2 separate regions of the Homo sapiens genome follow, and region 1 is linked to region 2. A link is a loop called in an ENCODE intact Hi-C map of the cell type or tissue named here. Cell type or tissue: K562. All regions are shown on one strand. Links, peaks and the distances in the headings refer to the core of each region. The heading gives the core; the rest is flanking DNA.

Region 1 (4,386 bases), core at 108-4,107, 110 kb before region 2:
ACCCCATGAGGGGAGCGAGTCTGTATCTGCTGATAAACACCTCCACCATCTTCACCGGGTCAGACAACTTCTTAGGGGATCAGACACAGGTGCAGAGAGAGCCTTGGTTTCTCTGGCTCTTCTCTCTCCATGGGACCACACCTGATCTTCCTCTGTCTCTTCCAGGCCTTCCTGGCTGCCAGAAGCTTAACACAAACAGCGCATCTTGGATCCAGTTCCTCGCAACGCCACAAAGTGTGGTCAGGAATGTCTTTTCAGTGGCTCTATTGTTACTAACGTTTACGACAAGTCAATGTCTCTCGATTTTTCTCTGGAAAACACACACACATACACACACACATTTTTTCTCTGGAACACACACACACACGCGCGCTTTGACTTACGGTTGGCACTACCATTTAAAATATTTTTATTTGTATGTTTAAAGTCTTTTCTAGCACCACCACCTTTCCCTGTATTTATATGTGCTGTTGCATTGCCCCATCATTGTTTAATATGTATCACCCTCTCTCTCCACCCCATAAATAGCAAATTCCTCAAGGACAGCGATGATGCCAGCTCCTCATTCTGCAACCCCTGTTGCACAAGGCTGTATAAACAGGAAATGTGAGTGCTTTGACGATTAATAATTTGGTCCATATGTTCCCTGAAACATTTACAACCCAGGAACACTGGAAATAAGTGACCAACTACAGGAAAAAACTTTGGTAAATTACCGTCCTTGAAAAAACATAACAGTTATTAAAAATGAGACTTGGGAATCTACAATAATGTGGGGAAACACTTATGCTACAATGTTACGTGAAAGGAGGATTAAAATATAAGTAGCCTATGATTCTAACTATATGCATATATTATTATTTTGCTATTTATTTAAACCCAGTCTTGTTCCAAAAGGAATTTAAGACAAATGGTACAAATATGTATATAGTCACAGACATCTGAAAAAATACTAAACAAAAAACCATGATTGTTCCCTTCCTTCCCAAGTAGCATGTGGGAAAAGTCAGTATCATTCTTTTAGGTGAGGTCTTGACTGTCCACAGCAATGAGAGGATTCTGGGCGTCCTTTGCCTCCCCTAGAGACCTGGACGTGAAGACAGGGTTTGAAATTCATTGTCTGCTGAGATGAGAAACCACAAACATCTCTACTCTGGGTTCTTGTGGTGAACAGGGCCTGTGCCCACATGTACATCACCAAGAACCTGTAGAGGAACCTGGCCCCTGCCCAACGATGCCCATGGATGCTGTACCAGAGAGAAGAGGCTCATAATGCCCCACACCCAGCGGGTTCGGCCAGGGCATCTAATTCTTGGCCAGGCCGCCTGGCAGCAAGTGTGGCCCCACTCCCGTTAGAGTGGAAGATAGCAGGAGACCTGCTGCAGGATCCTCTCCCAAGGCTACTTCTTCTTCCAGTCATATAGCTGGAGTGCAGTGACGTGCAGTGACGTGATCTTGGCTCACTGCAACCTTCACCTTCTGGGTTCAAGTGATTTTCCTGCCTCAGCCTCCTGAGTAGCTGGGATTACAGGTGGGTGCCACCATGCCCGGTTAATTTTTGTATTTTTAGTAGAGACGAGGTTTCACCATGTTGGTCAGGCTGGTCTTGAACTCCTGACCTCAGGTGATCTGCCCACCTCGGCCGCCCAAAGTGCTGGGATTACAGGCGTGAGCCACCTTGCCTGGCTTGGGGCTACTTCTTGAGTCTCTGGAGCTGCTCCCTCGTCAGCCTGTGAGTGATGAGGTTCAGATGCCCATTTTCCAGACACCCTCACTCAGCCCTCACATCTGGGCTAGAAGTAGGAAATTCAGTTCTAATTGAGAGTCTTGAAAATCGCAAGAGAATTTTCATTGTTGGAGGTTGGTTGGAGGTGGGAGGGCCTTTCCTGAATTTCCCTAGGTGGCCCAGCAGAGGGAGTGCAGCTCCCAAAGGCTGCCCCCTCTCCCCTTGCTTTGACATTGGGCTCAGATCAAATGAATTCAGCCTCAGCACTGACTGCATGCTGGTCAGCTCCCAGCATTGAGGATCTGGCTCAGTCTACCCTGGAGAGACATGCAAAATAGAAGGAATGAAACAGGCTCTCCCTAGTCCTCACCTGAACCCCGGGATTGAATATTTAGGAAGCTGCCTTACTCGGGGGGGGTCCTGCCTGTTATGTCTCCCCCTAATCACTCTATGCCTACCTCTGGAACACAGATGGTCTCCATGGTGTCAGTGATTGCTTTAAAGCTGATTTTCCTTAAAATAAATCCAGTGTTTTTCTCAAGAGGACGTTCTGTTCCTTACCAGGTGCAGCTCCTGATCAAAACCCTCTGCAGTGGGGCAGGAACTATGCTTATTCAGGGCTCCTTAGTGGCCTCTAATGAACACATCTTCCACAGTTTGCGACATTTGAAGGGGCCCAGAGGAAGGCGTTTTTATGCAATATTTTCTGCCCTATGCCCCATGACTCTTTAGGGGACATGAAGTATCAGGAATGAAGCTACCATGGGGGCTTAGAAGATGCAGAGGGACCACTGTCCCCACCAGGGGGCTACCATGTGCACCTATGACTGACTGTTCTCTGCACCATGCCAGAAAAGGCAACAGTGGCCTGGGCTCAGGGACCAGCACTTCAATCTAGTCTTAAGAGTCACATCCGCTTTTTTTTTTTTTTTTTGCCTTGGCCTGACCAATAGAAGCTGTCCCCCACCCCACCACCACCACACACACCCCAAAGAGAGTGAGGGGTTGGGGCCATGTGGGCCACAGGCCGTTGTGGCTGGAAATAGCTCTCCCAGACCACAGCAGCCTGAAGATGGGTCAGGGCTAAGGGCATTACAATATACATGGAGGAGGGCCAGGCTGCAGCGGGGGATAATTTGAAACTAAAGCACAGAAATGGGTCTGGGGGAGGGTCTGGGGGAGCCTGGCTAGCAGGTGAAGGAGTCCCGCACATTAGCAAGCCTTCTTGTTTCTGCCTTCAAGTTTGTGCTAGAATCCAACTGTTTCTCCCACTTCCATGGCGAGCGCCCCGCCCAGGCTGCACCCTCCCTTGTCTGGGTCACTGCAGCAGTGTCTGAACTTCTGCCTCTCTGCTTCCATGCTTGTTCTGCAGCAGCCAGAGGGATCCTTCTAAAACCCAAGTCAGCTCATGTCCTGCCTGTCCCCAAAGCCCTCCTGTGGCTCCCTGTAGTGGATTAATGTAATGTCCCTCTCAAATTCATGTCCACCGACATAGATTCTTTGCTTGACCAAACTTTAGCCAGGTCCCCGAACCATCTCCTAGGCCCCTCTGTACACTTTCTTGTAAAATCCAGTTTTAGCAAAGAACCATGCTGTGTCAGTTTAACAAAAGCCCCCTACACCTTGATATCTGACCACCTCAACTATGTCTGATGGAGTTCCTCACTCTCCATCATGCCCCAGCAATATCTGGTCACCCTGGCCTGCCTTGAGCAAGAATCCTATTAGGTGGGTTTAGCCAGAATCCCCCTTACCTCTAATGTTTCCTCTTAGCAGTTTTCCATCCATGGACCCCGCCCTGCTCTTTGGCTATAAATCCTCCCCTGCCTGGGCTGTGTTCAGAGTGGAGCCCAATCTCTTTCTCCCACTGCAAATCCTATTGCTGTGATCCCTGTGCCTATCTCAATGGTCCTCAGTGAACTCTTCCTTACTGTACTTTAACAAGTATCATGGAAGAGTTTTTTAACCCTACATAGAACCTCAGCATATGACTTTATTTGGACATAAGGGCATTATAGATGCAATTAGTTCATGATTGAGATACAAACACACTGGATTAGGGTGGGCCCAGAATCTAATAACTGGCATCTTTAGAAGACACAGATGCAGAGAGAAGGCCACGTGAAGAGGAAGGCTGAGCCTGGAGTGAGATGTCTACAAGCCCAGGAAGGCCAAGAGTTGCTGGAGCCACCAGAGCTGGCAGAGGCAGAGAAAGATTCTTCCCCAGGTCCACCTGGGGGGCATGGCCTTCCGGTACTTTAGTTTGGACCTCTGGCCTCCACAACAATGACAGTACATTGCTGTTATTTTAAGCCATCTGGTTTGTGGCAATTTGTTACAGTATTCGCAGGAAACTTATAAATCTCCAATTGACTTAGAGAAAAGCCCAAACCTTCCAAGGGCCTCAAGACCCCACACAGCACCCCGCTTCTCCTGCGGCTCTTGGAGTCACCTCTCATAACCCTCCCTGCTCAGCCCAACTTCTGTCCTACTGACCCCTCCCTTGCCTCTCAAGCCATCTGGACCCCCTCCCCATCAGGGCCTTTGGAGGGACAGCTCCTCAGCCTGCACCCTCATGACCTGGATGTCTGAGATGCTCACTTCTTCATCCTGCTTCAGTCTCTGCACAGAAGGTGCCTTCTCAGGCACGCTACCCTGAC
Region 2 (4,386 bases), core at 113-4,112:
CTTCCTTTCTCTCTCTCCCTCCCTCCATTTCTCTCTTTCCCTCTCTCTCTCTCTCACACACACATGCGCACACACACAGCCTCTGCCTCATGTGCTTTTGCCACTCCTGAAGGAGGGTGATGTGTGGGCACACAAGGGCAACACCCAGCCTTGCACTGCGACACCAGTCTGCAGATCCACTCTTGGGAATGTGTTTTTGTTTCAAGCTGGGTTGATTCTCTCTGTTCATTTCCCTTCTGTGGCCCATCAGCTCCGTGTTTCCTGTCTCTCAGCTCTCCCTGTTTGCCTAAGACGCACAATTATGTCCTGGATTCCACACAGGGCACATTTATGGGGACTCATAGGCTGCCTGAGTCACGGAGGAGCCAGTCCCGTATGAAAATCAGGGCCCTCGACATCGGGCAGATATGCCAGGCTTTAGGGTGCTCAGCTTGCAGGCTCCTGGACCCCTCCGTCCCACCACTCTCTCCACCTTTTCCCATCCCCTCTGGGCCGGGGACACCTCCCAGGTGCTCTGGAGTCCTGGGCAGCACACTGGCCAAGGAGCTGTTCTGTGCACATTTCCTCGGGAGCCAGGATGACTGACCCTTGCTGTGGGCTTGCTCTATGTTCCGGAGGAAGCGAGATCAAATGTCCATGTTAGCTGTGGTCCCTTGGCAGAGGCTCTAATCAGCCCTGCATGGCTACTGCCAAGCAGGGAAAGGAAATGCGTCCCCAGCAGGGAGAGCCCTTTAAGCCATGGTCAGTCGTAAGCACAAGGCTGGAGTCAGGTCTTGCCTCTCCATAAGGAAATCTGTGCAGTGAGGGAGCTCCTCACCCCAGTTCCACTTGTGAGGAGGAAGGAGGGGATGAGAAAGGTGAGAACAGGAGTCCCAGGATGCCAGAGGGAAGAAGTATGGTCCCAAGGTTAAGAAGGAGCTATGGGTCAGGCCGCCCTGCCCAAATCCCCACCCTGCCATTGCTGGCTTCTCCTTCCTCAGTCTGCTCATCTGCAGAGTGGAGGTGATACCGGCACCCACCTCCCGGGCTCTTTCTGAGGGTTCCATGGAGAAGAGAGCCTGCCACGTGGTGAGCACTGAGTAAAAGGTAGCTATGATGACGATTGCCTTTTTCCCGATGTTTATCAAACCTGGGTACATGCATGGATCTCTCTGGAGGAAACCATTCCTCTTGAACCCTAGAGAATATCTCTGAAGCCCTCAGAGTTCAGTTTATGGAGTAATGATTAAGCAAAGGCCTTTATTGAGGAAGATCGTTTTCCCTGGTAAATGACCTCTGCGAAAGTTTTTGCCTCTAGAGCTGGCAGGATGTATTTTAGACTCGTTGAATAAAAACACAAAATTTCGTTCTCAGAAACTTGCAGGTCCTGAGGAATTTGCAAAGCTTCCTTAAACCTGGTTGGGGAGAGAAACGGGTTGGGGGAAAATGCTGGGCTGTAGGGCAGAGATTGGACAGGCATACTTGGGGGTCTGGCTTCTGGGTCTGCTGGGATTCACTGGACGTCCCCTGATGTGGTTCACAGGGCAGAGTACCCTCCTTCCAGCTCTCTGGGGCTGCTTCCTTGCAACCACCTGCTCCCTTCCATCCTCCCGAAGTTGTAACAAAGTAACCCCTGGGGAGACGGTGTTGCTGCCACCTGGTGGCCAGTTCTGCACACTGCAGGCTCCCCTGTCCTCGGGGACCCCAGGAGGCTGTACCTGTGACCCCGCAGAACCGCACGGGCTGGGTCGTTTTAGGGGCACTCATCACAGTGAATTGGGGATGGGTCCCTTCCCATGCGTGTCTGTGCTACCAGTGAGCTGGTGCAGGAGAGTCCCGTGCCCAGGGAGCCCCAGGCCGGCAGGCAGGTGGACCCTCCTCCCTCCTCCCTCCTCCCTCCTCCATCCAGGGTGCCCACCTCCAGGAGCTTCTGCCGTCCCCAAGTTGTCTCTCCCTGTCCTCAATCCCCCTGGTCGCTCCGCTCCAGGTACCCTCTTCGGGGCAGCCCAGATGCGCTGGAGTCTCCAAGACACCCCTCCTGGCCTCATCCTCCTGCCTGTCGGACACCACACACTCATCCTTGGTCTCTGTTTCCCTTTGATAAAACCCTTTCCTTTCCTTCCATCTTTCTCCAGAAGCAAAAGAGGGCAGGGTTCTGAATTGTGACTGCCTGTTCGGTGCCTGATGACATTGTCAACACCGAGGTCAACCCATGGAGAAAGATTCTGCTAAGGCCTGGGATGCTTAGCACTTGGTGGACTTGACCTTGTTTATTTCCTTACAAGGTGCCTGGGAAAGAGCATCTTTAGGGGCTTCACAGATGAAGAGCAGGGCCTCTAAGGGTCAAGTGAAGCTTAGTGGGCCCTGGAGCCAGGATCTTCCCAGCACTGTCTGCACGGCACTCAGGTGGGTCACAGCTGAAAGCGCACCGGGATGCTGGAGGCTGAATCCCTCGCAGGGCCGGTAAAATCCCAGACTGCTGCACCCACAGCCAGAGTTTCTGACTCAGCAGGTGTGGGGCGGAGGCTGCAGAGTTGGCCTGTCAACCTGGCTGCTGTTGCTGTCCCAGGATCCCACGCTGAGAACCGCTGATACAGGTTGCTGGATCTCACCTCTGGCTGGGGTTGGAGTCACCTGGGGAGACATGAACATGCAGAGGTCTGGGTCCCCACCTGGGGAGGCAATGCCGCCGTCAGTGGCGTGGTCAGGCACCAGGAATTTTAAAAGCTTGTCAGGAAATTCCAATGTGCAGCCAAGGTTGGGAATCACTAAGTAGCTCACCCCTTTCATCTGGGGGAAACTGAAGCCCCAGGAGAGAAACAGATACCCTTGGGTCACAGGCAGAGTCAGCCCTCTTGGGGCAGGGTCTTGGGTTGGTGCTGAGGCACCTTGGGCGTGGTTTGGGCAGGGGTGCACCTGTGTGCATGGCCATGCCAGGACCCTAAACGGACAGAGAGCAGGGCTCAGGGGTGGGGAGGTGGGGGCATCCAAGGAGTGTCCTGCTGTGTCCTCCAACTGCACCTTGCCCAGCCCCCGTCTCAGAATACACAAAAGGCAAAGGTCAAGGCCACGTTCCCCAGGTAGGATTCAGGCAGGACATCAAAGCCTGAGGCAAGTGAGCCTAAGATCCACTGTGTGGTCCCAGGTTGACCCTGACTTTGTCCACCACCTTGGCCAGGTTCTGTCCAGCGGCCTCAGGGTCCCCTTTGTTCCTGGGTTAGGCCATTCTTGCATTGTTATAAAGAAATGCCTGGGGCTGGGGAATTTACCAAGAAGGGAAGTTTAAATTGGCTCGCAGTTCTGCAGGCTTCACAGGAAGCATGATGCCGGCATCCGTTTGGCTTCTGGGGAGGCATTGGGAAGCTTTTACTCATGGCAGAAGGTGAAGGGGGAGCAGGAGTCTCACATAGTGAGAACAAGAGCCAGTTGAGGAGGTGCCAGACACTTATTTTTTTTTGATACAGAGTGCTGCTCTGTCACCTGGGCTGGAGTGTAGTGGCATGACCGTGGCTCACTGCAGCCTCCACCTCCTGGGCTCAAGTGAGTGATCCTTCCACCTCAGCCTCCCCAGTAGCTGGGACTACAGGCATGCACCACCATGCTTGGCTAATTTTTGTATTTTTGTATTTTTTTTTGGTGGAGACAGGGTTTTGCCATGTTGCCCAGGCTGTTCTCAAATTCCTGCGCTCAAGTAATCCACCTGTCTTGGCCTCCCAAGTGCTGGGATTACAGGAGTGAGCCACCGCACCTGGCTACCGCACACTGACAAACAACCAGATCTCGGGAGATCTCACTACCATGAGGACGGCACCAAACCATTCAGGAGGGATCCACCTCCATGACCAAACACCTCCCACCAGGCCCCACCTCCAACATTGGGGATTACATTTTAACATGGATTCTGGCAGGGACAGATACTTGACAACACCAGTTACCATGATGGCATGGAACCCCGGGAAGCCCACGGTGGAGAGAGTGGATGGGCTGCCCAATGTCAGGCTCGGAACACTCTCCCACCAGAGCTGGTGAGAGACCGGGGCCACCCAGACCCCACATGGAGCCTGCAGTGGGGTGTGGGCAGCAAGTTCTGCCTGACAGACGCCATGCCTGCCCCGCACTCTGGGCTGGTGCGGCACGGGCTTAGGTGGAGCGCGTGAGCCTTCTTCGTGGAAAGTTGCTGAGCTGGCCAAGCGAGGCTGGGTATTATCTAGTGAGTGATACTCCCATTAGCGAAAAAGAGGAAGAGCTTCCAAAAAGAATGAGATAAATGGCTCCATGCCAGAACGTTCCTCTCACCCTAAGTGTAAATATTGTAAATAAGCACACCGTGCAATCCATCCATCAATGCGAGTGAATTAGCCACCGAGAGATGCACACTCCTGGGGGCGGGTGTGCAGACCCTCTCGG

The links. A loop is a pair of places that touch in the nucleus more often than their neighbours do. Peaks named below come from ENCODE experiments on the same cell type or tissue, not always from the same donor. Only the 100,000 strongest peaks of a DNase experiment are listed, where the experiment ranks them.
Region 1: a loop joins it to region 2, with 12 times the contacts of the local background. A loop is called at or near these places in 11 of 110 quality-filtered maps.

What each region holds. Positions count from the first base shown.
Region 1 is chr1:5,618,754-5,623,139 of GRCh38, reverse strand. No RefSeq gene overlaps it. Among named protein-coding and RNA genes, the nearest start is that of MIR4689, 240 kb to the left of the region's middle. In K562, for the core only: a CTCF peak has its summit at 1,915; a DNase peak (open chromatin) is centred at 1,939; H3K27me3 peaks cover 1,165 bases.
Region 2 is chr1:5,507,312-5,511,697 of GRCh38, reverse strand. No RefSeq gene overlaps it. Among named protein-coding and RNA genes, the nearest start is that of MIR4689, 350 kb to the left of the region's middle. In K562, for the core only: a CTCF peak has its summit at 1,643 (motif pointing left); a DNase peak (open chromatin) is centred at 1,617; H3K27me3 peaks cover 891 bases.